Regions from separate parts of the Homo sapiens genome. Here region 2 is linked to region 1. A link is a loop called in an ENCODE intact Hi-C map of the cell type or tissue named here. Cell type or tissue: mammary epithelial cell. All regions are shown on one strand. Links, peaks and the distances in the headings refer to the core of each region. The heading gives the core; the rest is flanking DNA. Region 1 overlaps NEDD4L (NEDD4 like E3 ubiquitin protein ligase). Region 2 overlaps NEDD4L (NEDD4 like E3 ubiquitin protein ligase).

Region 1 (2,914 bases), core at 379-2,878:
GACTTTTCCTCCCTGTTATCCTCTCAAACACAAGCTTCTCTTCCTCATCCTTATGGCCTTTCCCAGCTAATAAACCCACTCCCCACTGGTGCTGGTCCTCACACCCACCTCGACCTCACAGAGCTGAGCCCTCACTCCCCTTCTCCACTGCCCTCCAGAAACTTCCTGTTCTTGGAAGAGATTCTGGACTTACGAGTGGTGCCCATGAGGCCCTGCTGAAAAACACACAGAACTCATTTCTATTGTCTTTTTAGATGGGTTGGGCCTTACAATATGGTTTTTGTCTGATTTCCTCTAAGAATAAATGAATCCACATAAATCACACAGGATGCATTTCTCTCACAAGATAACCAGAACACAACTTCCAGCCTAGAGGAAACCCTGCGCCCATCATGGTGGAGCTTCTATGGTAGCCAAGTTGTGCTCTCTGCTCTTTGAAAGTCACTAAATATTGCTCAATCATTTAAAATGACTGCTTTTGCCAGACTGCGTATCGTATTACCCTTGGATTCAAGATACACATACAATGGCAGGGACCAAAAGTTTAAGATAATGTCTACAGGAGAAATTCTTTAAATGCTTTTTTAAAAAATGTATCTATTCCTTGATTTTCCTTTCCTGGAATTAGGAAAACCAGACTATTATTCCATTTTAGTGGCAAAACCTGTCCAGTCAGTGTATACAACACTGGTTGGGCCACTTGTGGAATGACATGTTCAGTTCTGGATTGTACCTTTTAAAGGAATCGATGAAACAAAAAAAGAGTACCCAAAAGAAAGTTCCAGAACAGTGCTGGGTCTGAACCAGCAACTCCTCTCAATCCCAAGATCTCAGTGCCTGACTTGCTCGGCTTTTCTGGGTCCTTCTGGAATGTTGCTTCACTTTTCTTTGACCTTAAACCTGTTAAGTTTTACTTAAATCTGTCCTAATCCATCAACCTCTCACTACTTGGAACTGTACTGAGGTCCTTCTTTTGTGAATATCCACTGTAGTCACAGTCAGTAGCTCCTGGGTTCCTCCCTTTCATCAGCATCAGGTTCCCCGCATATCAAACAAAATGAAAATCGCTGGAAGACACTGACTGCAACCTCTGTGTTACTCTTGCTCTACTCCAAACCCAACACTGGGGAGAGAAGGCACTTTGAAAACAAAACAAGTGTTTGTGTCAGTCCCCAAGCAAGCAGACAATTTGTAATTAAAAACACTTTATCAGTAGCTAAATCAAATAGATGATCTCAACTCAGTGGCAGGATGCGGAGCAGGGTTCTTACTTGAAACTCCACTTTCTCGGCTCAGGGTGAACAATCTTCCCTGATGTACTTTCTTTGCCAACTGATTAAGTGAAGGAAATGGCTTCCCACAGAGAGCCAAAATTGTTATTAACATCCACAATAATAACACATGAAACACCCTCAGCATGTGAGTTGTTATCTTAATTATTTTCTTGCTTTACCTCTAAGCCACAAAAAGTTTCAAGCTGAGTTTACATTTATAATCTTCTTAATCCTTAGTAGATGCAGTAATTGACCACTGGGTTTGCCAGCAGAACCACCTGTATTTAGCCACAAGGGGGAGCAAGCGTTCAGCTTCCTGGCCAACCACACAAGGGGTATGGCCATCAATGAGCAAAACAAAACCCAACGTCTTCTTCAAGAAACACGGGCCAAGACTGTCTCAATAACCTGGGCTCTCCCTGCAGGAGACACACTTCCATTCTTTCCATACCCAGTCTAGCTGTGACTTTCCTCCCATGACAAGTGTGGCCCAAAGACAAAACGATCCCACAAATCAAGGGATGAAGAATATTCCAGTCCACGTACCAGGAATACCAATGAAGAAAACTTTGCAAATGTGTTAATTCTACAAGAAAAGCCAAGAACCAGTGGGAATTTACTAGAAAGAAGTCGGCTGTGGCCAAGTATGCCAAAGGTTAGTTTCTGCAGACTGCTTGAGATCACAACTCGGAACTTCAGTCTGCACTCACATAGCTTGTAGAGAAGAAGAAAGTGATTTTTCTCTCTCCATACACGGTCAGGTGACCTACATGTCAAGGTTAATTTACAATCAGATACAAAGGCAAACCACATATGGGAGCCATCACAAACACAACACAGCCGGGACTCTCAGAGATGTGCACACACATTGACCACAGACCACAGCTTAAAAGGCACATTCCCTGAGTAAGAGAGAGTATCATTAAACTACCACATGAGGCTAAAGTCAATACAGATCTTAAGATGCTGGGCCAATTTGCCACATCATCGTCCCTTCTCTCCTCGTTCTGGAAGCACAATATTCATTTCTTCCCTCATTCATTTCATTCATTCATTCATTCATTTATCCATTCATCGTGTACTGTTTCAGGACTTCCACTGGACAGGCTGATGCCATGGAGGCTAGTATCAGCCAAATAAGGCGGCCAGCCCTTGCCTTTAAGGAGATGGAAATACATGAGCAGGCAATTCCAAAAAAAAAAAGAAAATGTGAAACCCTTGATTTGAGGCACTAAAGGGTATAGTCCAATTATAGAAACTCTAATGTCACTCTAAGGAAAATCTAATGTCCTTCTAGAATGTTCCTTCGCTTTCCATTGACCTTAAACCTGAAAGGTTTTACTTAAATCCCTCCTACTCCATCACCCTTTCCCTCACTACTTCACACTGTACTAAAGGTCTTCCTTTGTGAATATCCACTGTAATCACAGTCAGTAGCTCCCAGGTTCCTCCCCTTCATTCGCCTCAGGTTCCCTGAATATCAAAAAAAAAAAAAAAAATGAAAATTGCTTGAAGACAAAAGAAAAAAGATTAAAAGAAAAAATAGAAGGGGAAAAAAGAAAAGAAATTCTGATTTTCACTTAAGAAATGGAATTGCGGCCGGGCGCGGTGGCTCACGCCTGTAATCCCAGCACTTTGGG
Region 2 (2,914 bases), core at 207-2,706, 96 kb before region 1:
GGAGATAATTGAATCATGGGGACAGTTTTCCCCATTCTTGTGATAGTGAATAAGTCTCAAGAGATCTGATGATTTTATACAGGGTTTCCCCTTTCCCTTGGCTTTCATTTCTCTCTTGTCTGCCGCCATGTAAGATGTGCCTTTTGCCTTCTACCATGATTGTGAGGCCTCCCCGGCCATGTGGAACTGAGTACATTAAACCTCTTTTTCTTTATAAATGACCCAGTCTTGGGTATGTCTTTACCAGCAGCGTGAAAACGGACTAATACAATGACTCAGTGATTATTCCAATTATTATTATTATTATTAGTTTGATTATTCTGATTATTGCATAGCATCCCCAGTAGGGGATGGGGCAGGGCCCATAAGTGAATGTTAATATCTGTGCAGCAAGAGGCACAAAGCATTGAATGAAGTGTTATACAAGATGCCTAGAATACTCTCAAATCTGTTCACATCAGGTTTTGCTCTCAAATCAATTTCCTACAAACCTGTAAAGATGTCTTTGGTTTTCAGGGCTTTTTGGACTTAGAAATGGCAGGTAAAGGATCGTGGATCTGCCCTAAGAACGCTTAAAATATGTGCCCTCCTCATGCCACCCTGCCAACCACGTTCAGCCTGCAGTCCAAAACACACGCCTACCTGTGAAATCCTAGAATTCCTCAGGGAGACCAAAGGGCAAAAGTTTCCCCTCAACTCTCAGAAAAACAACTTGCAAAATAAATGTTTAGAGAGTTTATCTTCAAGTCTATTAAATGTGCAAACAAACCACCAGACACCTGACTTTTCTGTTATTCTGAGTGCTGCACTTCTTGAAATTTTTTAAGCGAGGATAAAACAATTGTGTGATCACAGAAAGAAAAAACTATAATCAACAGAAAAAGAGCCACATTACGGTGATGCCCCCTATATCCCGACACAAGGGTGCCATAGGATATGTATTTTCTCCGGTTACACAGATCAATTACGGCAGGTACCCATGTTTGGAACCCCTGGGCCCATGCACTATCAAGAAGAAAGGGAGTTTATAGAAAGAATGAAGCCCACATCAGCATTAAAAGTCTTGGCTGGCCCACCAGCGTGAACTGTGGAATCCATTACTACACCTCTAAAGCTGGACACACACTGGAGATTTTTGCTTGTGTCTGATTCATCCAAAAAGGACACATTATTATATTTGGATCTCAGGGATCTCAGCCTGGTTAAATCCAATACAAATCTGAGGGCATTTTGATTTTTTAAAATCCTCTCTTAAGTTACTGTGTGTGTTAGACTGGATATTGAAGGACTTCTACAGAGAGTGCAGAGCAAGCTCTGTAATAATTAGTAGAGTGTTGTTCCTACACACCCTGCCCCACCTCGTCAGAGCACATGCTTGAGCATTACAAGTTTTTGCCTCTAGATGACACTGTTTTATGGGTGTATGTTTCTCCCTGTCCCTGTGACCGTGGAGAAAAAAGTGCTAAATAATCATGGGGTAAAGGCACAGGGGACACATCAAGATAATTTACATAGAACAAAATGCACCTCTCCTATAATAGCCATGGAGTCAGACCTCTGTTATATTTAACCAGCAGAACACAGGGTCCTTCCTTTACTTTTGCCCTATGCTTCCGACTTTCTATTAGGTGGGAAATGGAGAATCCAATTTAAACCACTTGTTGGCCAGGCACAGTGGCTCATGCCTGTGATCCCAGCACCTTGGGAGGCCAAGGCAAGTGGATCATCTGAGCTCAGGAGTTCGAGACCAGCCTGGCCAACATGGTGAAGCCCCATCTCTACTAAAAATACAAAAAATTAGCCGGGCATGGTGGCTCATGCCTGTAATCCCAGCTACTTGGGAGGCTGGGGTAGGAGAACTGCTTGAACCTTGGAGGCGGAGGTTGCAGGGAGCCAAGATCAAGCCACAGCACTCCAGCCTGGGCGACCAAGTGAGACTCTGTCTCAAAACAAAAACAAAACCACTTGTCAATAACAGCCACATCTGTTTGGTTTTCCAAACAGGTCAATCTAGTATCTTCACAGTTTTCAGGGTGCTCAGCCCTGGTGTCTATTCACTCATCCTTCATGCTTTCCCCCCATGGCCTTGGAAATCTTTGATTCTTCCAGGCTCCAGGCAGCCAGCACCTCCTTTCCCTCAACTCCCCAGGATGAAGCACCCCCATAATAACCAGCCTCTCCACTCTCTGAATTCCTACAGTCTGAATACTTAGACCACTCCCTTTTCCATGGAATCTTGTGTCTGTTGTTTGTTCCTTTTCTGTTCTTTTTTTTTTTTTTTTTTTTTTTGAGATAGGGTCTCGCTCTGCCACCCAGGCTGCAGTGGCACAATCTCTGCAGCCTGGATCTCCTGGGCTCAAGCAATTCTCCCACCTCAGCCCCTGTGAGTAGCTGGGACTATGGGCATGCTGCCACACATGGCTAATTTTTTTTTAATTTTTGTAGAGACAGGGGTTTTCCCATGTTGCCCAGGCTGGTTGCAAACTCCTGGCCTCAAGGGATCCTCCTGCCTCCACCTCCCACAGTGTTGGAATTACAGGTATGAGTCACCACGTCCAGACTTGTTTGTCCCTTTTCAAGTATGTAAATCTTAATTCGCCTAAACCGGCTGCACGTCACTCAGGGCCACTGTCCATGTCTTACGCTAGTGTGTCTTTTCCATGCAACCTTGTACAAAACGGGCCTTCAATTAACATTTCTTGGTTGCTTGACTTCTTAACACACACTATGATAGGTTACCTTCTTCCCAGGGTTACATGTTTGGAAAATAGTCTTGTCTGAGTTGCCAAAATGTGGTATTCTCAGTGTGTTTACCTCATACCTGACAATGGCACCTCAGAATGTTGACCTTCTTCGGAAACAGGGTCTTCACAGAGGTAATCGAGTTCAAATGAGGTCACCAGGCACAGTGGCT

The links. Peaks named below come from ENCODE experiments on the same cell type or tissue, not always from the same donor. Only the 100,000 strongest peaks of a DNase experiment are listed, where the experiment ranks them.
Region 2: a loop joins it to region 1, with 7 times the contacts of the local background. A loop is called at or near these places in 10 of 110 quality-filtered maps.

Annotation. Positions count from the first base shown.
Region 1 is chr18:58,134,629-58,137,542 of GRCh38, reverse strand. All of the region lies in intron 1 of NEDD4L (NEDD4 like E3 ubiquitin protein ligase), which reads right to left. Among named protein-coding and RNA genes, the nearest start is that of NEDD4L, 92 kb to the right of the region's middle. In mammary epithelial cell, for the core only: a CTCF peak has its summit at 1,568 (motif pointing right); DNase peaks (open chromatin) are centred at 1,582 and 2,132.
Region 2 is chr18:58,230,613-58,233,526 of GRCh38, reverse strand. The region is part of intron 2 of NEDD4L (NEDD4 like E3 ubiquitin protein ligase); the gene reads right to left. Among named protein-coding and RNA genes, the nearest start is that of NEDD4L, 190 kb to the right of the region's middle. RefSeq lists an enhancer at 1,289-1,338. In mammary epithelial cell, for the core only: a CTCF peak has its summit at 1,397 (motif pointing right); a DNase peak (open chromatin) is centred at 2,536; H3K27ac peaks cover 2,153 bases.